Linked DNA regions of Homo sapiens: region 2 is linked to region 1. Evidence: read pairs that join two places in POLR2A ChIA-PET (ENCODE). Cell type or tissue: IMR-90. All regions are shown on one strand. Links, peaks and the distances in the headings refer to the core of each region. The heading gives the core; the rest is flanking DNA. Region 1 overlaps DNAJA1 (DnaJ heat shock protein family (Hsp40) member A1). Region 2 has its middle 22 kb from the start of B4GALT1.

Region 1 (10,098 bases), core at 5,581-8,080:
TTGAAACTTGGAAAGGATATGCAGCTTACTTCCCCAGGGTAATCCAGCCAGTGAATAGCAGCTCTGAGATTTGAAGGCTAGTCTCTTTGCCTCTGGAGTTTGTGTTCTCCACTATGATACCTTTCTTCAGGAGCAAATTGGACTGAACTACTTAAGTGGGCTTTCTTAGTCATTTCTGTGATTTTTATGCATAAACAAACATCTATGTATAGATTTTATGATTCTGACCTTAGTTGGATATTTAATAAAAGTACAAAATTAATGTTTTGTTTTTAGGCATGAAAGATGGCCAGAAGATAACATTCCATGGTGAAGGAGACCAAGAACCAGGACTGGAGCCAGGCGATATTATCATTGTGTTAGATCAGAAGGACCATGCTGTTTTTACTCGGTAAAGACTTTTATCAACCACTCAAATTGATATCACATATTTGGGTTGTTGGTTTTGTTTTTTGTTTTTTTGTTTTTTTTAAAGTGTTTTCCATTACTCTTAGAACCTATTTCTCAGGAAGATTGTTAACCATTGTTCAGATCATAAGAGGTTGAATACATAGGATCAGATTTTTAGCTTTTTGTCTCTAAGTATGGAACGTTGAAAATGTGTTTCAATTAGATGTTTTGTGTGAACCTAAGCAGCAGATGGGTGGGGAAAACATCCCTGGACAAAAATTTGCCCTCAATCTTTGTAAAGCAATTTAAGTGCCTTAAAGCTCTCACCAGTTTTCAATCTCATTTATGATAAATTGAATTGCTTTTAATTATAAATATCCAAAAGCATCTCTGTAGGAAACTTAAATTGTAACTCAATACTAAGTATAAATTCAGGTCTACCATTTTGAGCTAAATAATGAGTATGATGAACACTGAAGCACAAGAAAGATGGATGATTAACAGCAAATGTTTGTGATCCATGGCTAACATAACACCCTCTGTGCATGCTATATTCCCAGCAACTTGGGAGGCTGAGGTGGGAGGATCACTTGAGGCCAGGAGTCCTAGCTACTGGGGAGGCTGAGGCAGAAGAGTGGCTTGAACTCAGGAGTTCAAGGTTATGATCATGCCACTGCATTCTAGCCTGGGTGACAGTAAGAACCCACCTTTTTTTTTTTTTTTTTTTAATGGAGTGGAGGTGAAATTGGGAACATCTTAAACTAGTTTAGGATTAATTAATATTTCAGCTTGGTTTGGTGGCTTACGCCTGTAATCCCAACACTTTAGGAGGCCGAGGTGGATGGTCAGGAGTTCAAGACCAGCCTAGCCAACATGGTGAAATGCCATCTCTGTTAAAAATTAAAAAATTAGCCAGGCATGGTGGCAGGCCCTGAGGCAGGAGAATCACTTGAACACAGGAGGCAGAGGTCGCGGTGAGTTGAGATGGCGCCATTGCACTCCAGCCTGGGCAAAAAGAGCAAAACTTGGTCTCAAAAAAAAAGACTAATATTTTACAAATGTCTGAAGATAATGGGAAATGTTGTCAAGCTCAGGCTTTTGATGCTGTCATTTGAGAAGGGTATTAAAGATGTTTTATTTATTTATTTATTTTTTTTGAGATGCAGTTTCGCTCAACAGGCCCAGGCTGGATTGCGATGGTGAGATCTTGGCTCACTGCAACCTCCAACTCCCAGGTTCAAGCAATTCTCTCACCTCAGCCTCCCGAGTAGCTGGGATTACAGGCGCCCACCACCACGCCCAGCTGATTTTTGTATTTTTAGTAGAGACGGGTTTCACCATGTTGGCCAGGCTGGTATCGAACTCCTGACCTTAGGCAATCCACCTGCCTCGGCCTCCCAAAGTGCTGGGATTACAGGCATGAGCCACCGCGCCCAGCCTAAAGATGTTTTATTAATGTGGGTTGGAAAAGGAAAGTCTAAGCATGAGAAGGAGGAAGTGGGCTGTTAACGTTAAATATGAAAGGCTGTGTTCACTCACAATATGCCAGGAAATATTATTTCAGGTTCATCAATGAGGAAATTGTTAGAGTCCCTTTAAATTGGACATATCCTCATTGTTTAATTTCATAGAGCCTAAATTATCTAGGACCCTGCCCAGGCTAGAGTGCAGTGGCACGATCTCAACTCACTGCAATCTCTGCCTCCAGATTCAAGTGATTCTCCTGCCTCAGCCTCCCGAGTAGCTGGAACTACAGGTGCGCGCCACCATGCCTGGCTGATTTTTTGTATTTTTAGTAGAGATGGGGTTTCACCATGTTGGCCAGGCTGGTCTTGAACTTCAGACCTTAGGTGATCCACCCTCCTCAGCCTCCCAAACTGCTGGAATTACAGATGCGAACCACAGTGCCTGGCCTAACCCTCACTCTTGTGAGTTGTTTTTTTTTTTTCCCCTCTGAGAAACCAGATTTAAAACTAGGTAATGAAACAGTTCACTGATGGTAAATGGTAAAGGCTGCCTAGAGTGTGTGGAATGACTTTGAATCCTTAACTAGGAAACGGGGCTGGCAGGTTGCACATGTTTGCTCTTCCCAGATCTCTGCTCTGCTTGATTTTTACAATGGGGGAAGAAAAGGGTGTCTTTGTAAAAGACCCTTTGCTTTTATTAAACAAAAAAACAGCCTGCTTTGGTACATCTACTGATTCGTGATTTGAAAAATATAAATATGTGTCATATTTTATGCAGACGAGGAGAAGACCTTTTCATGTGTATGGACATACAGCTCGTTGAAGCACTGTGTGGCTTCCAGAAGCCAATATCTACTCTTGACAACCGAACCATCGTCATCACCTCTCATCCAGGTATGGGAACTAGGCAAGCTTAAACTTCTCTTTTCTATTCTAGTATTTTCCTTGTCTCCTGTTAACAAAGTGTAGTATAGGCACTGAGGGAAACCCATTGTTTTTCTTTCTCGGTTACATATCCTTCTCTGGGCTTAGATGAAGTTATAAGGTCTTGGCTCTCTTGTCAGCCCTTGGAAAACCCATAAGTGAAAGGTAACAGGATTGCTTTGCCACGTAAGTTTTACTCCTGCCAATGAGCTAGGACAGTGCTCTGTTCTTTATATTCCCTGCCTCATAAAAATGTGACCATACTTAAGGAAGAACTTGGCTTCAATGTTTTTAGGTCAGATTGTCAAGCATGGAGATATCAAGTGTGTACTAAATGAAGGCATGCCAATTTATCGTAGACCATATGAAAAGGGTCGCCTAATCATCGAATTTAAGGTAAGCTGTAATGTACTTTAAGAATACTTGAGAACAATTGGCTTACTAAAATCTGATAAAAAAGTAAAATTTCAGCCAGGTGCAAGTAGCTCATGCCTGTAATCCCCGCATTTTGAGAGGCTGAGGCAGGAGGATCCCTTGAGCCCTGGAGTTTTGAGAACAGCCTGGGCAACATAGTGAAACCCTGTCTCTTTAAAAAAACAAAAAAAAAAAAAAATTAAAATTTCTGAATGCCTCAGAACCTGAAACTTACATTTTTCCACAGCAAGAAATATATGGATCTGGCCACGTGCCACTGGCACACACCTATAATCCCAGTGCTTTGGGAGGCCAAGACAGGTGGATTGCTTGAGCTCAGGAGTTAAAGGCCAGCCTGGGCAACATGGCAAAACCCCATCTCTACAAAAAGTACAAAAATTAGCCAGGCATGGTGGCACACACCTGTAGTCCCAGCTACTCGGGAGGCTGAGGTGGGAGGATTGCTTGAGCCTAGGTGGTCAAGGCTGCAGTGAATCAAGATCGTGTCACTGTACTTCAACCTGGGTGACAGAATGAGACCCTGTCTCAAAAAAAGAAAAAAGAAAATTTACCTAATAACTACTTCTGTCATGTTGAGCATTCTTTGTTAACAAGTTGAGGATGGGGTTTTTTGCATCATTAATTGGATATTTAAAGATAGGTTGTGGGAAGGGTGTGTGGGACAAGTGGGTATTTTACTAATGAAAGGTTGTAACTGGCATCTTAAAGTTGAGAGGTGCTTTATAATAATTGCAGATTTCTTGGCAAAATAGTGTAATGCTTGATTTGTTAATAGGTATAAAGCAATCCAGTCATTTTCCTGAGTCTTAAATTGGCCTGTCACCATAAAAATATTAATTAAAACTTTTTTTTTTTTTTTTCCTTTTTGAGACGGGAGTCTTGTTCTGTCACCCAAGGTGGAGTGCAGTGGTGCGATCCTGGATCACTGTAACCTCCACCTCCTGGGTTCAAGCAGTTCTCCTGCCTCAGCCTCCTGAGTAGCTGGGAATACAGGTGCCCGCCACCACGCTGGGCTTTTTAGTAGAGATGGGGTTTCACCATATTGGCCAGGCTGGTCTCAAACTCTTGACCTCAGGTGATCTGCCCATCTCAGCTTCCCAAAGTGTTGGGATTTGTAATCCCAATTGTATGAGCCACCGCGCCTGGCCTAAAAACATCTTTGGTAAGGAAGAACTACCCTTTTGAGAGTAAGAATAGCTTTGTTTAAATATGTCGTAAGAAGGGTTAGGCTGTTGCAGGATGGGTTTTGGTATTAAAAAGTCAGTTTGCTGGATAGAACAATGGTTGTTAAAGTGCAGTTTTATTTAATACAATCATTTTTAATAAAGCCTGACTTCTGGTCATAATCCTTGAACTCTAGTTCAGAGTGTGCTATGCACTGTGCCTTTTTAGAGCCTGTTCTAACCTGAGATTGGCAGATTCACCTAAATATTACGTGTTTACATGTGTTTTTCTGGGGAAAATGGGTCCATGATACTCTAAGGGAGCTAATGATGAAATCAGATTGAACAGTGAAAGTTTCTTTTGAAGGTAAACTTTCCTGAGAATGGCTTTCTCTCTCCTGATAAACTGTCTTTGCTGGAAAAACTCCTACCCGAGAGGAAGGAAGTGGAAGAGACTGATGAGATGGACCAAGTAGAACTGGTGGACTTTGATCCAAATCAGGAAAGACGGCGCCACTACAATGGAGAAGCATATGAGGATGATGAACATCATCCCAGAGGTGGTGTTCAGTGTCAGACCTCTTAATGGGCCAGTGAATAACACTCACTGCTGGCATTTAATGTGCAGTAGTGAATGAGTGAAGGACTGTAATCATAATATGCTCACTACTTGCTCTTGTTTTTGTTTTAATAAACTATAGTAGTGTTTTAAAAAGTTAAATGAAGAATAAACGCAAATATAAAAGCTCTGATTTTGCCCTGTATGTATGATGACTTCAGTGTGCAAGATGAAGTTTAATACCTGTAAAAACTACAAAGAAGTTCCCCTAGCATTTCTAGGCCAAACCTTGTAATTGACTTCAGCTATGTACGTGGACAAGCTTAGACTGAAATGCTAGGTATATGTATTGGCTTCAGTGTATGACCCTTCATTGTTAAGCTATGAAAGTAAAACTCTGTATTTAACTGGCAATGAGGAAAAAAAAATTTTGTAGAGAAGTGTTGGTCTGTATAGTTCTTTATATTAAGTGGGATTCATTGTAATGCCTCTGCATTTATTCTGTTGCCTCAGCTGTTACTTGAAGATGGCGTAATATATAATTTATCCTGTGGTATCAGTGATAAAAATGATACCTTTCTGTAGGAGGGGTTTATCATAATATGCTGCTTCTTGAAGGCTTGCACTTCCAGAATTGTGTTTCCTTCTGCTGTGCCATTCATATATATATACATATATATATATAATCTTGACCAGTCCTGGTCATTTGCTCCCCTCCTTGTCTGTGGACCATGATAAGCCCAAGTAGTGACTTCAGAGCTGGGTAACAGAAATTAAAGTGAAAAGACCTTTACGTGGAGAATTTGCATGCGTAATATAGGAAGGTGTTCTTTAGGTATGTTACAGGATTACTTTAAACCATTTGACTTTCGCTCCAAAGTTATGTTGGTAGTATAGCAAATTATGATGAATAGCTTTAATTGTATGTTTAAAAGTCTCATATGTTCACATGCTTAAATCTGGGTATCAGAATTTAAGCAATTCTTGAAATGTATTGTCTCCTTAATATACTAATTACAAAGCATCTCCAATGTGTGTCACTACAGGCTTTTTTTTCCCAGATCATCAAATTTTGGCTTTTAACTAAGATACATAGCTTTATTTTAGCTAGTCTGAATGAGTGATACAAAAATACTATTGAACTATAGTTAAATAATATTAAATAGGATGGAGAGTAAAAGTGGAGGACTGGGTAATGAGCCAAGAAGAAGGGGACTTAGAAAACTGCAAACATTGGAGTGAGCATGAGAGAACAAGTTCTCATAAAGAATACAAGTTTAAAAAGGAGAAAAACTTTAAAAAATAAGGTTCCCAAACCATCAGTGTTTGTCAACTTCCTTTTAGTCTGTGCCAGCCACCCACAGCTACCCTAAAGTTGGAGATGTGAAGCAGATGTTCAGGAAAGTATAATTGATCGGTGTTCAAAAAAGTGCTTTGTGACAGATTTCACTTTTCACTGGGTTTATGTACAAATTCTAAAAATCTCTGAACCTGTATTTTAATGCATTTAAGAGCATTGTTTAGGCCAGGCATGGTGGCAGTGGCTCACACCTGTGATCCCAGCACTTTGGGAGGACAAGGCAGGCAGATCACCTGAGGTCAGGAGTTTGAGACCAGCCTGGCCAACTTGGTGAAAACGTGGTGTACTTTACTAAAAGTACAAAAATTAGCCAGGTGTGGTAGCACTCACCTGTAGTCCCAGCTACTCGGGAGGCTGAGGCAGAATTGCTCAAACCCAGTCCGGAGGTTGCAGTGAACCAAGATTGCACCATTGCGCTCCAGCCTGGGTGACAGCAAGACTCCGTCTCAAAAAAAAAAAAAAAAAAAAAAAAGCATTGTTTATAGGACGCTTAAAAATTTTTACAAATCTCACACAAGGTTTTCAGCGTTTGTCAGTCATAAGGGAAATGCACATAAAAACCAGATACCACTTCATACCTAATAGGATAGCTCTAATCCAAAAAATGGAAAATAAGAATATGGAGAAATTGGAACCCTCTGTACTTTGTTGGTGGTAATGTAAAATGTTGCAGTTGCTGTAGAAAAGTCTGGCAGCTGCTTAAAAAGCTAAACATGGAATTACCACATGACCCAGAGCTGGCCCTCCTTTTTGGGTTTCACATCCATGGATTTAGTCAACTTTGGATCAAAAACAATTGGGAAAAATTGTTTCCTGACCATGTACAGACTTCAGCTGTTAAAAGTATAACAGCTGTTTACATAGTACTTACATTGTATTAGGTATTACCAGTAACCTAGAGCTAGATGGCTAAATTACGCAGGATGTGTAGGTTATATGCAAATAACCATCTTGTTTTATATCAGGGACTTGAGTACCCTCGGATTCTGGTATCCATGGAAAGTCCTGGAACCAGTACCCCCATGGATACTGAGGGATGACTATACAAAAGGAATTAAAAACGAATGAAGGCCGGGCGCGGTGGCTCATACCTCTAATCTCAGCACTTTGGGCAGCCTAGGCGGGCTGATCACCTAAGGTCAGGAGTTGAAGACCAGCCTGGCCAACGTGGTGAAACCCCGTCTCCACTAAAAAGACAAAAATTAGCCGGGTGTGGTGGTGGGCGCCTATAATCCCAGCTACTTGGGAGGCTGAGGCAGGAGAAACGCTTGAACCCAGGAGGTGGAGGTTGCAGCGAACCAAGATTGTATCATTGTACTCCAGCCTGGGCGACAAGAGGGAGACTGTCTCAAAAAAAAAAAAAAAAAAAAAAAACTCGTATGGTCAGTGTTTACTGTGCATTCTCAACAGCCCAAAGTGGAAACCTGACTGTCCACCAACAAATGGTTAATGTGTACCTACAAATCTCTCAATTCTCAATATACATGTGTACATACACTGTGAAATACACAGCCATTAAAAGGAATACTTTTTATACTTCCCCCAAATATGAAGCACTTTACTGTTTGATACATGGATGAACCTTTAAAACATGCTAAATGAAATAAGCCAGATAAAAAAGGACAAGTATTGTATAATTTCACTTATATGAACTAAACTTAGACAAATGCATTGAGGCAGAAACAGTACCAAAGGCTGAGGGGAAGGGAAGGAGAAGTTAATTGACAATGTTACAGGGCTTCTGTTTAGGGTGATGACATTTTGGAAATACAATAGTGGTTGCGTAACATCGTAAATAATGCCACTGAATTGCACAATTGTTTAGGAAAATTTGTTACATGTTTTACAATTAAAAATCCTAAGAACACTAAAAGAAAGTCATATTAGGTCGGTTGGTGCAAAAGTAATGTGCCATTACTTTTAATGGCAAAAACCGCAATTACTTTTGCACTAACCTAATAGTTATATCCTGAAGAGGCAGAAACTGATAGGTTTGTCTGTGTAGTTTTTCAGCTTGTATTATTACTACCACTAACAGCCTCTGTTGAACCCTTCATTACTATGTAAGCAGCCATATTTAATTCTCAGAACAATGTAATGAGGGAGAGCCTATGAAAAAACAAAGCCTATGAAACAGAGCCTATGAAAAAACATTAACCAAGGTCATCATCCACAAAAATACAAGTTCCAGCACTAACTCTGCTTTCTCTGTGATGCTTCTCCTGCCCATTCATACTTGTAGGGAATAGGAGTAGAGGCCAATTATGTCGCTTGAGAGTGCTCTTGGAACAGTGGCAAATTTTCTGTACGTGAAATTAGCTTCTCAACTTTTTTGTACGTACGGTACTGGTTCTTAACCTTGGCTACCATTGGAATTACCCGGGAAACATTAAAACACTCATCAGGTCCCACCCTCCAGGGATTCTGTATAACTCGGCTGGGTGTAGCCTAAGCATCAAAATGATTATGCGCAGCCAAGGTTGAAAGCCACCAACACTGACACATGGATTTAATATTAACCACTTGGAACAGAATACCACTGTTAAAATTGCCGTGGAAGGTTAAATAATGGGCAGCCCTTGCTATTCCAAGTTTGGTTTTTTTGTTTTTTGTTTTTGAGACCAAGTCTTGCTCTGTCACCCAGGCTGGAGTGCAGTGGCACAGTCTCAGCTCACTGCAACCTCTGCCTCCCGGGTTCCAGCTATTCTCCTGCCTCAGCCTCCTAGGTAGCTGGGACTACAGGCGTGTGCCACCATGCCCGGCTAATTTTGTATCCTTAGTAGAGACAGGGTGTCACCATGTTGGCCAGGGTGGTCTTGAACTCCTGACCTCGTGATCCACCCACCTCGGCCTCCCAAAGTGCTGGGATTACAGGCTTGAGCCACCGTGCCCGGCCTATTGTAAGTTTTAAACAACCTCAGACCAGGGAACTTCCTCACTTGGACATACACTTCATAGCAATTTCTTCTCTTAAAATAGTGGAAAATGAAGCTGTAAAAGCACAGTGAATGAGAACACTAGCAAGCTATGGCAATTTGAAAAAATGTGATTTTAAGAGTCAGTCTTGCACCTTTATCATTTAAATTTGGTTATCTCAGCATGAAACTTCTGAGACTGACAGCAAGAATTAAAACACCTTTTGTATATGCGGAAACTACCCTGTAGTCTACCTGCTCTCAAATTTGAGCACGCTTGCTGGGCCCCACCACCAATTTCTGATTCTGTAGGTCTGGGATAGGACCTTAGAATGTGTCTATCACGTGACACTTGTAAGAACCACTGTTCTAGCACAAGCCAAAAGAAGTGACAGCAAAGACTGACATCCAGAATCCTCTAATTCAGTTCTCTCTACTCATCTCACTACCTGTGCTCTGCTTAGGTGAATGTGTTTGCAGCATGTGGAGGAACAATCCATGTATTCTTTGTCCCTGCCCAAACCTAAAGATTGAGGAGGAACTGACAGCAATATTGAGAGTGAGGCAAGAGAGAAAAAAAACCTAGCTTCGGAGTCACATCTGGTTTTCAATGCGAGCTTCGTGCAAGTTGGACTGAGTTAGGTGCCTCACGTCTGGAAACCTGTTTCTTCATGTGCATTTGCGCACCCTCATTACATTGTTCTGAGAATTAAATATGGCTGCTTACATAGCAAGGAAGGGCTCAACAGAGGCCGTTAGTGGTAGTAATAATACATGCTGAAAAAAAACAACTGGTGAAGAAGATACTGAATTGTACCTGAGATTTATACCATTTGCTGTTAAAAAAAAAAAAAAAAAAAAAGCCATACTACTCCCAAATACCTCC
Region 2 (16,946 bases), core at 5,563-8,062, 150 kb after region 1:
TAAAAAAGTTCAATTTCCCTTTAATTGTACTATCATCCAACCCATATTTTCCTTTTTAGTCACAGGAATAACATGCCATAGATTGTTAAAGGCCGACCCAGTTTGCCAACAGACTATCAAATGCAGCACTGTGATCTGGCAGTTTAGGGACCTGTTAAAAAAAGAAATGTGATAGTCTTTGCTCTGGCTTGTTCTGAGAAATCTCCACTTCCTTTACATCTTTAAAAGTCTATCCTTGGCCAGGCACAATGGCTCACGCCTGTAATCTCAGCACTTCAAGAGGCTGAGGCAGGAGCATTGCTTGAGCCCAGGAGTTCAAGATTAGCCTGGGCAACATAGTGAGACCTTGTCTCTATTAAAAATAAAAAAAATTAGCCAGGCGTGGTGGTGGTATGTGTCTGTAGTCACAACTACTCATGAGGCTGAGGTGAGAGGATTGCCTAAGCCCAGGAGGTTGAGGTGGCAGTGAGATGTGATTGCACCACTGCATTCCAGCCTGGGCAACAGAGCAAGACCCTGTCTTACACACACACACACACACACACACACACACACACACAAACTATTCTTAGATAAGAGTGTAGTTTGCAGAATCAACGTCTTCCTGTAATGGACAGGTATTGATTTTTTGTGCCTCCTCTTCAACATTACTCCTTCTGTTAGAGACTCCCACTCTTCCCTATGTGGTTGGGACAGGCTAACTACGGGGTCGCTATGGCCTGGGTGACTTATATCTGGCCAATCAGAGCACTATACCCCTCTGGCCACAGTTGATTTGTTCAAGGATCAACATGTGGCCCAAGAAGGACTAATGAGCAATGTCCCTTCTTCTCCCAGGACTTCTGCTGCAAATGTTGAGTAAAAGGCTTTTCCTTTCCTCTGGAATGGCCAGTCTGGAGTAGCAAGGGTGCTGTATTAGTTTCCAAGGACTCCTCTAACAAATTATCCAGACTTGGTGGCTTCAAACAACAGAAATTGATTCTCTTACAGTTCTGGAGGCTAAAAGTCCAAAATATCAAGGTGTCAGCAGGGACAGGCTTCTTCTTCTTTTTCTTTTCTTTCTTTTTTTTTTTTTTTAGATAGGGTTTCACTCTGTCACCCTTCCTAGTAGCTGGGACCACAGGCATATGCCACCATGCCCAGCTAATTTAAAAAAATTTTTTTTTGTGGAGACAAGGTCTCACTCTGTTGCCCAGGCTGGATACGCTCCTTCTGAAAACTCTAAGAAAGAATTCTTTCTTGCCTCTTCTAGCTTCTGGTGGCTCGCAGCCATCCTTGGCATTCCTTGGCTTGTAGCAGCATCATTCTATTCTCTGCCCTCATCTTCACATGGCCTTCTCTCTGCCTATGATTTTCTCCTGTTGATGTGTCCTCTCCTCTTATAAGGAAACCAGTCATTGGACTTGGGCTCACCCTAATCCAGTATGACCCCATCTTGGCTTAACTAATTGCATCTGCAAAGACTATTTCCAAATAAGCTCAATTCTGAGGTTTCGGATAGAAATGAATTTTGGAGGTACGCTGTCCATCTCATTACAGCCATTATATGGAAAGAGCCTATCTGAGAAATAAGCCAAAAAGGAAGCTAGAGGGTTACGCCCTGGTATGCTGTATCAGACTCCCCCTGGACTGACCAGTTATGTAACCTGGTGAATTACTCCTCCCTTTTTTCCCCCCATAAGCTGATTTGAAGTAACAGAAGGAAACTGATTACCACTCCTCCTTTTGCAAAATTAAAAAATCATTTACACAGGACTAATGTTCCAAACTTCTCCCCGCTATATTCATCCTCCAAAAGTCTCTGACAAGGATTGAGCAATTTCATTTGGAAATTCTCTTAGTGCCTTGGATTTACTTCATTTGGCTAGGAAACTAACTTATTTTGACAAGCGAGATGATCTCTTACAATGTCTTCAGCCATTCCTTATAATTTTTATTGTGGAAAATTTTAAAAATATACAAAAATAGAGAAAATAGTGTAAGTCTCCAAGTTCCCATCACCCCACTTAAAAAAAAAATCAACATTTAGCCATGTTTATTTCATCTATACCCCCAACTTCCCTCCACCTCCTGCAGGATTAAAGGAAAATTCAGATAACATGTACAGTAGTACCCGCTTATCCATCGCTTTCCGATGTCTCAGTTACTGGAGGTTAACCGTGGCCTAAAAATATTAAATGGAAAATTTCAGAAATAAAAAATTCATAAGTTTTAAATTGCACACTGCTCTGAGTAGTGTGACGAAATCTTGCCCTGTCCCTTGCCATCCCACCCAGGACATGAATCATCCTTTTTTCCAGCTTATCCATACTGTGTATATTGCCTGCTCATTAGATAGCTACCCATTAGTAGCTGTTTTGGTTATCAAATAAAAAAAACATAGGATGATACCCAAAGGACTATAAATCATGCTGCTATAAAGACACATGCACACGTATGTTTATTGCGGCACTATTCACAATAGCAAAGACTTGGAACCAACCCAAATGTCCAACAATGATAGACTGGATTAAGAAAATGTGGCACATATACACCATGGAATACTATGCAGCCATAAAAAATGATGAGTTCATGTCCTTTGTAGGGACATGGATGAAATTGGAAATCATCATTCTCAGTAAACTATCGCAAGAACAAAAAACGAAACACCGCATATTCTCACTCATAGGTGGGAATTGAACAATGAGATCACATGGATACAGGAAGGGGAACATCACACTCTGGACTGTTGTGGGGTGGGGGGAGGGGGGAGGGATAGCATTGGGAGATATACCCAATGCTAGATGACAAGTTAGTGGGTGCAGCGCACCAGCGTGGCACATGTATACATATGTAACTAACCTGCACAATGTGCACATGTACCCTAAAACTTAAAGTATAATAATAAAAGAAAAAAGAAAATGTGGCACATATACACCATGGAATACTATGCAGCCATAAAAAAGGATGAGTTCATGTCCTTTGCAGGGACATGGATGAAGCTGGACACCATCATTCTCAGCAAACTAACACAGGAACAGAAAACCAAACACCGCATGTTCTCACTTGTTAAGTGGGAGTTGAACAATGAGAACACATGGACACAGGGAGGGGAACATCACACGCTGGGGCCTGCTGGGGGTTGGGGGTGCTAAGGGAGGGATAGCATTTAGAGAAATACCTAATGTAGGTGATGGGTTGGTGAGTGCAGCAAACCACCACGGCACATGTATACCTATGTAACAAACCTGCACATCCTGCACATGTATCCCAGAACTTAAAGTATAATAATAATAAAAAAGGAAATATAAAAAAGAAAAAGAATTGTCATCAATCTTGAAAAATAAAACAAAATAAAATAAAGTCACTCTTGTACACACACACACACACACACACACACACACACACAAAAACATAGGATGTATGTAGGGTTCAATACAATCAGCAGTTTCCAGCATCCACTGGGGGTCTGAGAACATATACCCAAGGATAAGGGTGGACTACTGTAATTAATTTACCCTCTTCAACCACTATCCTGAGCTTAAAATTCGCTCATAACTGCATTTGATAAGCTCTGTCGCCTGCAAGACAAAGCAAGTTACTTTACACATAGGAAGTGGACAATTGAGGTTTGTAAATACAGTCCCTGCCCTCAGAATTTTCAGTCTAATAGGAGAGAAAAGACAAGAACCTCCTCCAGGTGCTCACCAAACTTTAATGTGGATCACCTGGGGAGCTGTTAAAATGCAGACTCTGTTCAAGTAGTTAGGAACTGCATTCTGGAGTTCCAACAAGCTCTCGGGCAATACCAATGCTGCTGATCCACAGATCACACTTTGAGCTGCAACGCTCTAAACCATCATGCAAAGGAGATAATGATAGGGTGCTGTATAAGGTAGAGATAATGGGCCACACTGTTTAAGACCTGGCTTGTTAAATAGCTTCCCACAATTATCCAAATTAATTTTTTAAATATTCCAGAATGAGACTAACATCAAGCCAACCACCAGGGAGCCACAAAAGAAATATTATAAACTCTGGGAAGAGAAGGCACAGTTACCTACCAGTTCAGGAAACATATATGATAGAGAGCAAACATGTCTAGCCAGCTCAGGGTGACTCCTTTCTCCACAAACTTGCCCCTCTTTAGGAAGGGTCCTGGGTAGCCATGTTGATACTGCTTGACCCCAGCCTCCAGCCACAGCTGTCTGGGCCAGGGGTGAGCATGTGACCCAAGTTGGGCTAATCAGATGATTTCTCCTGAGAATTTAGATTTGCTATTCCGGAAAGCTAGTCGGCCCCTGGGTGTGGCTGGAATTGAGATGATGTAAACATTCCACCTTCTGCCAATGCACAGAGAAGCAAAGAAAGCTGAGAGAATGAAACAGACCACAGACAGAGAAGTGGACATAGAAATGAAAGAGAAATACCCATATTCCTGAGGCTTCTTTGCCCCCATTCTGGTCTTTCCTGAAGCCTATTAGCATTTCTGCCCATGGTTTCTGTGCCTTAGAACTCAATCCCCTTATATTAAAAATCGTCCAAGTGTTGTACCAGTGAGTTTCAGATCTGCAAAAGCAAAGAGACTGGCTGGGCGCATTGACTCACACCTGTAATCCCAGCACTTTGGGAAACTGAGATGGGCAGGTCACTCGAGGTCAGGAGTTCGAGACCAGACTGGCTAACATGGTGAAACCCGGTCTCTATTAAAAATACAGAAATTGGCCTGGAGCAGTGGCGGGCGCCTGTAGTCCCAGCTATTCAGGAAGCTGAGGCACGAAGATCACTTGAACCTGGGAGGTGGAGGTTGCAGTGAGCCGAGATCGGGCCACTGCACTGTCCAGCCTGGCGACAGAGTGAGACTCTGTCTCAAACAAAAAAACAAAAGAAAGAGACTGATGAATAAACACAGTTCTACAACAAGCAGGACAAAGTCAGAGAGGGAGAGAAGGTTAAGAGCCTAGAAATGCAGGTCAGTGTGAGTCCCCCAGGTGGGTAGGTAGGAGAGAGGCCATTCCTGATAGGAGTGAAGTTTCAGGAACCAGAAAAGAAATTTCCTTCCTGCAGGCAGAGTGGAAGCCACCTGGTTCATGCTCCCTGGCTGCCGGGAATTCCTCACCTGGGAACTCCCCTCAACCTTCTTGTTTGTGTAGGATCAGCCATGCCAGAATGCACCTTGTTCCAGTCAAGCTCTGGGGCCACGGTAGCCCTGCTTTACTGCTGCCTGCGGTCTGGGGGAGCTGTTCCCAGCTGGCTGCCACTCTGCCCATTTTCCTAATCAGCATGCCACTCCCCAGGTCCCCAGCCTGGGGATGTGTGGCTTGGCTGAGCTGCAGGTGGGTCCCGAAGTCCATGGCGATGATCTGTGCCCAGTCCTTTTGTTCCAGGTAGACGACCAACTTGTCCTGCCTTTCCCAGGACCATCCCAGTTATAAAATGAAAAGTCCCAAATCTCAAGAACCCTCTCAGTTCTGGGGAAACTGGTAGGGTTAGTCACCCTAATTATAGAGACCCCAGGTCCTCAGTGGAAACTGCCTGAGCATTGTGCCCTGAAGACAGCATCCCAACCCTGAGGACCCCAGACCTCCAAACTCTACCCTCTTAAGGAGTCCCACACAACTGGATATTCCTGAAACCCCCATATCTCTCCATAGACCTGTGTGCAGTATGAGTCAGATTAGATTCTGAAGCCTCCCAGTCTTGAACTGGGTGACCCGGACATGTTACCTAACTTCACTGTGTCTTATCTGGAAAGTAATATCCAAAATAGCACATGTGCCTCATGGGATCATGGGAGTATTGCCTGGGAATTCCCCTCGACTTCCTGATTGTGTCAGGACCAGCCATATGCCAGAAAGCACCTTGTTCCCATCAAGCTCTGGGGCCACAGAGTCCCTGCCAGCTGAGGCTGTAGTTTGGCCCCATAGAAAGTTTTATTCTCTCAGCTTTAATTTTCAAAATATTCTGACTATATAAAAGTCAGCAGTTACTTTCATGACCTTACCCTAATCTAGTCATTGCCTCCTCCTTCCCATGGCCCACCTCCCACTCTGTTGGGTACACATCAGAGTGCCAGTGGTATGGCACAGTTTCTGCACAGGCAGTGGGAGGACCCAGGCTGCCTGCAGAGGCTTCACCTAGTCCTTCCTCTCTCTGGTGTTAGACCAGGGCCCGATTTCTGTAATCTCCAGGCTGAATCCCTGGAGGGGGAAAGCTCATGGAGCTAGTTAGAAGGGCCTAGCAGGAAAGGGGCTGTCAAAGGACTTCAGTTGCTTGGCCAGCACTCTGATACGAGCAGAGGACCCTGCGTCTCTGGTCCCCATGTTCTTACACCTGTCAGCAAGAAGTTCCAGCTCAGGAGGGACTGTCCCCTGTGAACCCTGGAAATACGGAAGAGGCATGAGCACATTTTATGCATGCACAGTGGGGGCAGCTGATGAAGTCCTTGCAGCCAGCTCTCCCACCTGACAATTGTCACATGGGGGTGAGGGCTGTCTGCTCACAAAGGCAACCTGGCCCACATAGATTTCTTAATTGCTGTTCACCACAGAGAAGTGTATACACTAATACGGGCATTGTATGTCCCAACGACAGCAAATCCCAAAGCCCCGGTGCTGGGTTTCAGGCCCTTTAAGGAGAAAACCCCAGAAGTGCATGGAAGTCTCACCACCTCCTCTGCGCCAGCCACACTGAGTCGGCTCTCAAAGGCCTCTTGTGACTGTCCTTTCTCTCATCTTTCCCCACGTTGATAAATGTTCTGGGATTAGCCCTTCTGTGTTTATTGGATGAGCAATTTGTGTCTGTCTGAAAAGCTACATCTGAATACTATTTGGCATGAGCTGAAGAAATGTGATCTGCTGCATTCCCCTCCAGCCAACTCTCTGGAGCTAGCCTGTCTCCTGCCAGCAGGGCCTACAGCTCTTCAGCAGGGTCTGGCAGCCTCACACGTTTGCTGAGGGGAGTGGTTGCACGCAGGAAGGTGGAGGAGGTGCCTAGGGTGGGACCGGGAACCCAGAGAGACAGAGGCAAAGCACCTTAGCAAATTGGCCAGTAGATCTAGAGCCCCTCTAATAATTTAGGGACATCACAGATGTGTGTGGTGAGCCCCAAGCCCTAGGGACAGGAAAAGCAGGTCCCCCATACAGCTCAGGAGCCTGAGTGGTTTCCTGAGCCCAGTGTCCTGGGTATGAACTGCAGCAGAGGTGATTCAAGAGAGTCCAGTGGGTAGCATCCCAGATCCCAGGTCTGGGAGGGATTAGTGTTGAGCTCTTGAGATTTGTGTGTTTGTGTGGGATGAAATGGGAGAGAATGGGCAGGAGGGTTGGGGAGGGCGGTAGAATAAGCTGTACCGAGGCTATTCAAATGTTTCCTGACTCCATCAGCACAGGTCCTGGAATTGGGAGGCCAGAGCTTGCAGCTGTGGCAATCAAGGGCCCAGTTAAAATACGCTAAGGAGTGTAGGGGAAGAGAGAATTTAGTTGGTATGGATGTGGGTGTGTCAACGACTTTCCCTAGCCCATATTCCCCAACCCAAGCCTTCTGCTGTGACCCCCTCAGCACTCTCCCTGCTATTCTCTTCGGGCCACATCACTTCTCCTTGTATCCCATCACTCATGTCTTTGTCTTCCCTCTACCTCTTCCCTACCCTTCCCAAGTCAGGGATCCCAGGGCAGGACACCATCCTTGTGTTCCTGATAGTGAGCATTGAACTGGCCACCAATGAGGCATCAATAATGGTTTCCTGAATAAAGGAATAAATGAGAGAGGCTGGGAATTCAAACTTCAGTGGCCACAGGTTCACAAGAAGATGACAAATGACAGATCAGACAGAGGTAACAATACAGGAGATCAGCTCAGGAGTGAAAACATCATCCTTGGAGTGCAAAGGAGTAGGTAAAGCCAGCTCATGACAGGAACTTGGGCACTTCAGCAGCCAGAGTCCATCTGATGAATGGCAAATGGTGTTTCACATGGTTCCAAATAGTCAGCAAACAGCTTTTGAATCCCTACTTTGTACCATACTCCATAGGACACCATCTGTCTCCACAAGCAGTTAAAAAATATGTGCACTCCTAAAAAGATAGGAGCAATCTGTGCTCTAACAGAGGTGTACAGAGAGGGTTATATAGATTCAGAAAAGGAAGAGGTTAATTTCACTTGGAGAAGCAAGGAAGGTTTCCTGGGGATGGGGGTGACGTTAGACCTGAATCTGGAACAAGGTCTGCAAATGCATCCCAAGTGTGCTGTTTCCCCTACACACACACCCAATCTGTACATCTATAGTGGATTTTTGCAAACTGATCCTTTTACTTTTTACTCTTTAGACTTGTGGGTGAGGTTTGTGAATGGAGAACAGCGGATGGTGTGGCTGAAAAAATAGGTTGAAGCAATATCTGGATTAGGATTTTGTCAAGCTAAGGAATGCGGGCTCAGGCTTGCAGAGGGAGAGGGACTTACATAGCTGTGTTCAGGAAGACATTCTGGCAGCAGCGCACAGGGAGGGCTGGGGTGGGAGGTGGGCAGACCAGCCAGACGTCTGTCCCAGGCAACAAGTGATGAGGCCTCCTCTGAGCTCCTGCCATACTTGGCTGAAACATCTGTTTGACACTCATCCCACTGTCTCTCTTGGAGCTGCCTTTTGATAGCATGACGGCCCCACAAGCCTGCGGGTTCCTTGACAGCAGGGGCTGTTTGTTGCCCCAGGCCTGACATGGTTCTTGGCAGGTGCTCATTATATATTTGTGAAGTTACTGAATAGGGCAGTGAAAAAAGGACAAGAGGCATACAGAGAAGGGCACAGATTTCCGGGATAACATTCTGTTTAGCAAGTGGAGTTCCCGTGGCCTGGGCATTGACACAGCTGTCTTTTGGTGTGTGTGGAGAAGTATAGGCATGTGCAGGCAGCCCAGGCAGAGAAGGAGCCACAGCTCCCTCCAGTTGGAGTGGGAGCTGCTGTCATTCTATTTGTGTGTGCATGCATGTGTATGTGTGTCTCAGAGACGGACTTGCACAGAGTGTTTGGCTTTTCAGAGAGACCTGGACAGACAGACAGGAGACTTCATGATTTACTATCCTAAGATGTCTTGAGAGGTATATTAAAACTCTTCTTTTTTTTTTTTTACATGAGACAGGCGGTCTCACTATGTTGTCCAGGCTGGATTCGAACTTCTGGGCTAAAGCAATCCTCCCACTTCAGCCTCCCAAGTAGCTGGAGTTCAGGCACATGCCATTGCACCCAGCTAAAGCTCTTTTTTGGTTGCAAGTGAATAGAAACTCAACACAAGCAAGCTTAGGGAAAATCAGATATTTATTGGCTGGCTCATAGGATGCATTTGGGGGTAGCCGGAACCAGGGATTCCAACAATACCAGACTCTAGCATCTGCTTCTCTCTCCACCCATTAGCCTCATTCTGGCAGCCTGGCTTCCTCAAGGCTGGAAACACGGCTGCCAGTAGCCTGGGTCTCACATTTGAGAGCTTCCACCCAAGAGGCACCAAAGGCTTTCTTTCTCAAGTCCCAATGACAAAGGTCCCAGGAAAAGACTCTGATTGAGTCTCCTTGTGTCAGGGACCTGTCCCTGGCCTAGGACCAAGAACAGTAGATAAAGAAGCAGGGTCATGTAAGAAGGAAATACCTTCCAACAAAACCTCATTATTGGAGTGGGAAAAGGAGCAATTTCCAGAGGCTCCTGTCTTTTACGTATGTTAATTACCTTGCAAAACTCCAATAGGTATTACTGTTGTAATCTTTATTATCCTTGGGAATTATTACCTTAGAAAACCAAGGCACAGAGAGGGTTAAGCAACTGCCATAGATCACCCAATTAATAAATGGCTAGAACTTTTTTTTTTGAGATGGAGTCTTGCTCTGTCACCCAGGCTGGAGTGCAATGGTGCGATCTCAGCTCACTGCAACCTCTGCCTCCCGGGTTCAAGCCATTCTCCTGCCTCAGCCTCCCAAGTAGCTGGGATTACAGGCATGCGCCACCACACCCAGCTAACTGTTGTATTTTTAGTAGTGATGGGGTTTCCCCATGTTGGCTAGGCTGGTCTTGAACTCCTGACCTCAGGTGATCCACCCACCTTGGCCTCCCAAAGTGCTGGGATTACAGGCGTGAGCCATCGCGCCTGGCCAAATGGCTAGAGTTGATAAATAGCTAGCTAATAAATGGTTAGCAGAGATGGAGTTCGGATCTAAATTCATTCAATTGATCTTCCCCTGTATCTTCCTGTTGTGTTATAGTGCCTATTCACCACGGGAGGGAAAAAAGCAAGGTGCAGAGATTCGAGGAAGGGACAAAGATAATTCTCCTGGGAACAGCCAAGGGCTGGGCTGAGGAGCCTGTGGGAAGTGATTGATTCAGTGTCACCAGGGGAATCAGGAATAAGAAACCCCACCACCCATCAATCTCATGGCAGAGATCTGAAAAGGGACATTTCGTGCTGACTTCTCCATCCTTCTTCCATCTTAACTTACTTAAAGTAAAATTTGATGAAGCCAAGGAAAGCAAATAAAAGAACAGTGAGGTCCCATTTTAACCTATTAAAAATTTAAGCAGGACTATAATAGTCGTGCTGGCAGGGGTGGGGAAATGGCTTGCTTCTAAATGGCTGGTGACAAGCTAAAGTGGTCCAACCTGTGAAAAACAATTTATTTGGTCATGAGGGTTAAGAGCTACAAAAGCTTTCTTTATTTTTGACCCAGTAATCTTACTTTTTAGAAACAACTCCTGGAGTCACAAAATAAAATGCAATTAGTGTCATGTGCAAGAGATACATCTAAAACAGTGTTTCTCAGAAAGATCAAAAGTAAAAGGATAGGAAAAAATAGAAAGCAAAAATAAACGCCGTACATGCAAATACATGCAACAAGAAAACAGACGTTACTGCCGGGCATGGTGGCTCACACCTGTAATCCCAGCACTTTGGGAGGCCGAGGCGGGCAGATCACCTGAGGTTGGGAATTCAAGACCAGCCTGACCAACATGGAGAAACCCCGTCTCTACTAAAAATACAAAATTAGCTGGGCGTGGTGGCGCACGCCTATAATCCCAGCTACTCGGGAGACTGAGGCAGGAGAATTACTTGAACCCGGGAGGTGGAGGGTGGAGGTTGCAGTGAGCCAAGATCGCACCATTACACTCCAGCCTGGGCAACAAGAGCAAAACTGTCTCAAAAAAAAAAAAAAGAAAAAAAAGAAAAGAAAAAGAAAACAGAGGTTACAATGTTAATATCAGACATGGTTGAATTCACCAAAAAAAAAGAAAAATCAGAAAACAAGACACAGAAGAACACCTTGTAATGATAAAGGCTGAAAGCTACGATGAAGATGTCATGCATTTTTATGCATAAAATATAGCAACAGAATTTATAAAGCAAAAAATGGGAACTACATGGAGAAACAGAAATATAATAATAGAAGGAAATTTTAATTCATTTCTCTTAGCCCACGACTCATCAGTAAACCATACAGTAAATAAGGATATAGATGACTTGATTTGTTAATTTATAAGGTAGATTGAATTAAAATATATTAAACTTCAAAGTCGGGCTTGGTGGCTCTGGCCTGTAACCCCAGCACTTTGGGAGGCTGAGGTGGGTGGAATGGTTGAGCCCAGGAGTTTGATACCAGCCTGGGAAACATGGTGAAACCCTGCTCTACAAAAGTGTACAAAAATTAGCTGGGCATGGTGGCACCACTGTGCCATGACCCCCCCAGGGGGTCTACAGAGGCAGCAGCAACTCCATATCCTTTGGTGTGTTTTTCCTCCTGCACCTGGCAGATGGCACCCTTCATGCCTGATAACTTTATCAACTAATTCATTAATCCATGACAGACATGTCAACAATTACAAAAATAGCTTTAGAGAAACATGCAAAAATGCAGTGGGGACCCAGGAAGAGGAGTATCTAAGCCTCACTGGCTTGGAGCAGGACTTTGAGTGAGTAGGAAAAAGACTTGGGGCTGAAGAAAGAAAACGCAGTTATAGAGTAGAGCTTGAGTCCCCTGCAGCTTCTTGTAAGGCTGAACCACTGTTTCCCACAAGGCCATGCCCAGTGGCTGGAACACAGCAACTATGAAGCTCCTCTAGAGGGTTCTCTGCAAATCCTTCTCTCTGCCTCAGCCTTCCCAGCCTTAAATCATTGGTCAGAGCTTTTTCCCTAAGGAGCACTGAGATTTGCCAGAGTCCTAAAGTGAGCAGTAATGGAGCAGAAATTAGGAGCCGAATGAATTATAGTCCTAGCGTTTCTATTCTTAACTCCTAGGCTTTTATGGAGCTCTTAGGGTTGAGCTGCATTTTGAAAGCCCACACATGGAATACATGGTGGGTACAAGTGACTCACCATTAGAAAAAATTAAGTTAGGGCCCCAAGTCATGGCTGACACTAGAATAAATTCCAGATGGCTTAAAGATTTGAATGTAAAACATGAAATCATAAAAATAGTAAAATAAGAAAATAGGAAATTTATAATTTTGGAAAGGAGGGAGAATACAGATCATTTTAAGTTTAACACCAAGGCAGGTAAGAAGGAAAAGATTGATAGTAGTGCAAAAAAAGTCCTGCACCAGAAGACTATTTCAAAAGTGCAAAAATAGAAATAGAGTTAAGAAAGAACTCTACCCTAATGTCAGAGTTGTTTGATACAAAGAAAAGAGGGCCTTGGGCTACTCCTTGGGGTGCTTAATTGAGCAACTGTATCTAGAGTATTTGTGCCAACTGTCCCCTTACTTCTGACACTTGTACTAATCAGCCAGCTGCAGTGGAGATTTTCTCCGCACCAAACCAGTGAATGCCCCAGGTAGCAACTATCCCCACTGGAGTAAGAAACTGGGTGTGCTGAAAGACATGATGGATTCTCTTCTTCCTGACATACGTGCCCCATGTATACGTCCAATCAACACATTCTTCTTCCCACAAAATTACTTTCTTTTTTTTTTCCTTTTCCTTTTTCTGTTTAGAGACAGTATCTCACTATGTTGTCCAGGTTGATCTCAAACTCCTGAGCTCAAGTGATCCTCCTGTCTCAGCTTCCTTAGTAGCTGGGATTATGGGCACGCCACTGGCCCAGCAGCTCCCACAAAATTATGACATTCAGGCTCCGGAAACAGAACAGACAAGAACAAGAATGCACTAGATTCATACAGTGACTCATACCTGTAATCCCAGCATTATTGTAATACCTCCTACCTGTAATTCCAGCACTTTGGGAGGCTAAGATGGGAGGGTCACTTACTTGAGCCTGGGACGTCAAGGCTGCAGTGAGCCATGATTATGTCACTGCACTCCAGCCTGGGTGACAGAGTGAGACCCTGTCTCAAAAAAAAAAAAAAATGCACAATTTAAAAATGATCAAACAGATTGGGCACGGTGGCTCACGCCTGTAATCCCAGTACTTTGGGAGGCCGAGGTGGGCGGATCACGAGGTCAGGAGATTCAGACCATCCTGGCTAACACAGTGAAACCCGTCTCTACTAAAAAAAAAAAAAAAAAAAAATACAAAAAATTAGCTGGGGCCGGGCGTGGTGGCTCCTCCCTGTAATCCCAGCACTCTGGGAGGCCGAGGCAGGCGGATCACGAGGACAGGATATCGAGACCGTCCTGGCTAACACGGAGAAACCCCGTCTCTATTAAAACTACAAAAAATTAGCTGGGCGTGGTGGCGGGTGCCTGTAGTCCCAGCTACTCGGGAGGCTGAGGCAGGAGAATCACTTGAACCCGGGAGGCGGAGCTTGCAGTGAGCCAAAATCATGCCACTGCACTCCAGCCTGGGCGACAGAGCTAGACTCCGTATCAAAAAAAAAAAAAAAAAAAAAAAAAAATAGCCGGGCTTGGTGGCATGCGCCAGTAGTCCCAGCTACTCGGGAGACTGAGGCAGGAGAAATGCTTGAACCCGGGAGGCGGAGGTTGCGGTGAGCCAAGATCGCACAACTGCACTCCAGCCTGGCAATGAAGCGTTACTCCGTCTCAAAAAGAAAAACAAAAACAAAAAACACAAATATCTAGAGTTACTAAACAGTTGGGTAAAATTAACACTATGAAACAGAGCCATCAAAATCCATCTGTAGGCCAGGTGCAGTAGCTCACATTTATAATCCCAGTACTTTGGGAGGCCAAGGTGGGAGGATCGCTTGAGCCCAGGAGTTTGCAACCAGCCTAGGCAACATAGGGAGACCCCATTTTTACAAAATTTTGTTTTTATTAGCTAGGTGTGGTGGCACACACCTGTAGTCTCAGCTATTCAGGAGGCTGAAGTAGAAGGGTCACTTGAGCTCAGGAGTTTGAGACTGCAGTGAGCCACAGTCTCACCACTGCACTCCAGTCTGGGCGACAGAGTGAGACCCTGTCTCAAAAATAAAAAATTAAAAATCCACTGTGGGAAACCAGAATATGCCATCCCCAAAACATGCCACTCTGATGTAAGGATTATTTTGAGTTGAAGGCACTAGAGAAGAAGATTTACAAAGACAAAGGTGTCTTCCTACCCTCTCTGTCAGGAAAGACAAAAGTTAACCACCAGAGACAACTTTAGAGCTTAACAGCCTGGAGATGGCACCAAAGGAATCTACGTAGCAAGCTCTACTAAATAGCCTGTAACTGACACTTATTTGCCGTCCCACAATTTGCAGCCCTTAGAAGTTCAATGCCCTTTTCCCTTGTCTTGCCACTTCTCTAAAAATTTACTGTTCTTTGTTGAAGATGCTATATGAACTGGAATTCCAAGCCACCTCTTTGAGGCCTGTTCATTCCCTGGGTATTTCAGATGTATATACAAAATATACATGCTAATACACTTGTTTGTTTTTCTCTCATTAATCTGTCTTTTCTTATAGGGGTTCATTCCAACTAAGAATTTATGAGAGTTGAGGAAAAAATTAATTTTAGTTCCTTACACTGCCATCTGAAAAACAAACACCTAAGAATGAGAATTAATGAGTACTAGCAGAGCAAGTCTTTAGATTAAGCATAATTAATATCTCAACAAGATACGTGAAAAGATATTTCATTTGCTAAAAGGAATTAGGCCAGGCATGGTAGCTCATGCCTGTAATCCTAGCACTTTGGGAGGCCAAGGTAGGAGGATTGCTTGAGTCTGGGAGTTTGAGACCGGCCTGGGCAACATAGCAAGATTCCATCTCTACAAAAAATTTAAAAATTATCTGGGTGTGGTGGTGTGTGCCTGTAGTTCCAGCTAGTCAGGAGGCTGAGGTGGAAGGATCACTTGAGCCCAGGAGTTCGAGGTTGCAGTGAGCTCTGATCTTGCCACTGCACTTCAGCCTAGGCCACAGAGCGAGATCCTATCTCAAAATAAATTAAAAAATGGAATGAACTAAAGATCGATTTAGAATTCAGTTTCCCAAATAAAAATTTAATGGGCTTAATAACAAAATAGATACAGCTGAAGAGTGAATAATAGAGTTGAAAGATCAAGCAGCTAAGAAATTCAGGAGAATAAAAAACGGCCAGGTGTTGGCTCACGCCTGTAATCCCTGCACTTTGGGAGTTTGAGGCGGGCAGATCACCTGAGGCCGGAAGTTCGAGACCGGCCTGGCCAACATGGCAAAACCGTCTCTACTAAAAATTAAAATTAGCCAGGCATGGTGGTGCATGCCTGTAACCCCAGCTACTTGGGAGGCTGAGGCATGAGAATTACTTGAACCCAGGAGGTGGAGGTTGCAGTGAGCCAAGATTGCACCACTACACTCTAGCCTGTCTCAAAAAAAAAAAAAAAAATTCTCATAAAATGCAGTTAGAAAGAACAGAGGTGAGAAGTATAAAAGAAAAATTAGGAAGTATGGAGGATGAATCCAGAAGTTCTATCATACTATTTAACAGGAATTCCAGCATAAGGAAACAGAGGAAATGGAGGAGGAAAAATAAAGAAATAAATAATGGAATATTTTCTGGAGGTGAAAAAACACAAAAGCTTTCACATTGAAATGACCCACTGTAGACCAAGAAGAATAAACAAAACAAAACAAAAAAGACTTACACCCAGATTAACTATGATCAAATTTCAGAATACCAAACATAAAGGAAATACCAAGCAACTTTGTTTTATTCCCTCACATTTGTAAGTGAATTTTTCTAGGAAGAGGATTCACAACAATTAGTCAATTCTCAAGTAAGTAACCAAAAGGAAAGTTTAAGAACCACTGCCCTCTATGAAGGCAGCTTCTCCAAGCAGGGAATCTGGAAAGAAGCTTAACCCCTAAGTGTAGACCTTCCCCCAAAGGTTGCGAAGTTTGCTCCACACATCTAGTTCCATTTACTCTTTTTTTTTTTCACACCTGAAGAAGGAAAGTTTGGCCAAGCTCAAAACCATAATGTCCTTAGTTCAGACAACAAATTATTACACTTTCTTCTTTCTGGGAAAAACATGTGCAAAGATTTTCCCTCGGAAATGTGCCTGTTTTTAAAAGTCTCTAAAACTCAAGAGTGCTAGCATTTGCTACTCTGAAGATCTAGCCAGGAAAATGGGGGCAAAGGGAGGGCCATGAAAGCCCACTGTGTCCTTTTAGTGTTGGGGACGTGAAGACACAGGCCTGATCAGTGTACAAGGCCAGGACTGGGAGGCTGGAAACTTGGGTTAGAGCCCTGGCTCCACTACTTCCAACTGTGTCATCCAGGCCAATCCCTTTTTACTGTTTCCTTGTCAGTGAAATAGGAACATACTTGTTCTGTCTCTCAGAATAGTTCTGGGGCTAAGATGGTAAAACAATGAAGACACTCTCTGAGACCTCAAGTTCTAAACCAAGGGTCACTTAGGCAAGTGCCTTCCAGAGCCAGATAGGTAATGCAACTTTGTGAATTGGCCACATTAGAAAATGGTGGGAACCCAGGATTGATTTATGATATGGTTTGGCTGTTTCCCCACCCAAATCTCGTCTGGAATTTTAATCCCCATAGTTCCTATATGTGGTGGGAGGGAGGTGATTGGATAATGGGAGCAGTTTCCCCCATGCT

Evidence for each region. Peaks named below come from ENCODE experiments on the same cell type or tissue, not always from the same donor. Only the 100,000 strongest peaks of a DNase experiment are listed, where the experiment ranks them.
Region 2: POLR2A ChIA-PET joins it to region 1 with 22 read pairs; 2 of 35 experiments call an interaction of 5 or more read pairs at or near these places.

Annotation. Positions count from the first base shown.
Region 1 is chr9:33,033,940-33,044,037 of GRCh38, forward strand. It overlaps DNAJA1 (DnaJ heat shock protein family (Hsp40) member A1), which reads left to right. Exons shown (of 9, transcript NM_001539.4): 6 at 277-391; 7 at 2,635-2,750; 8 at 3,076-3,176; 9 at 4,746-5,968. The coding sequence ends at 4,964. SMU1 (SMU1 DNA replication regulator and spliceosomal factor) reads right to left here. Exons shown (of 12, transcript NM_018225.3): 12 at 7,826-10,098. Among named protein-coding and RNA genes, the nearest start is that of DNAJA1, 14 kb to the left of the region's middle. RefSeq lists an enhancer at 10,044-10,098. In IMR-90, for the core only: no CTCF peak of the experiment used is centred there; no DNase peak of the experiment used is centred there.
Region 2 is chr9:33,180,901-33,197,846 of GRCh38, forward strand. It overlaps a transcript of B4GALT1 not described here. Among named protein-coding and RNA genes, the nearest start is that of B4GALT1, 22 kb to the left of the region's middle. In IMR-90, for the core only: no CTCF peak of the experiment used is centred there; DNase peaks (open chromatin) are centred at 5,761 and 6,821; H3K27ac peaks cover 755 bases.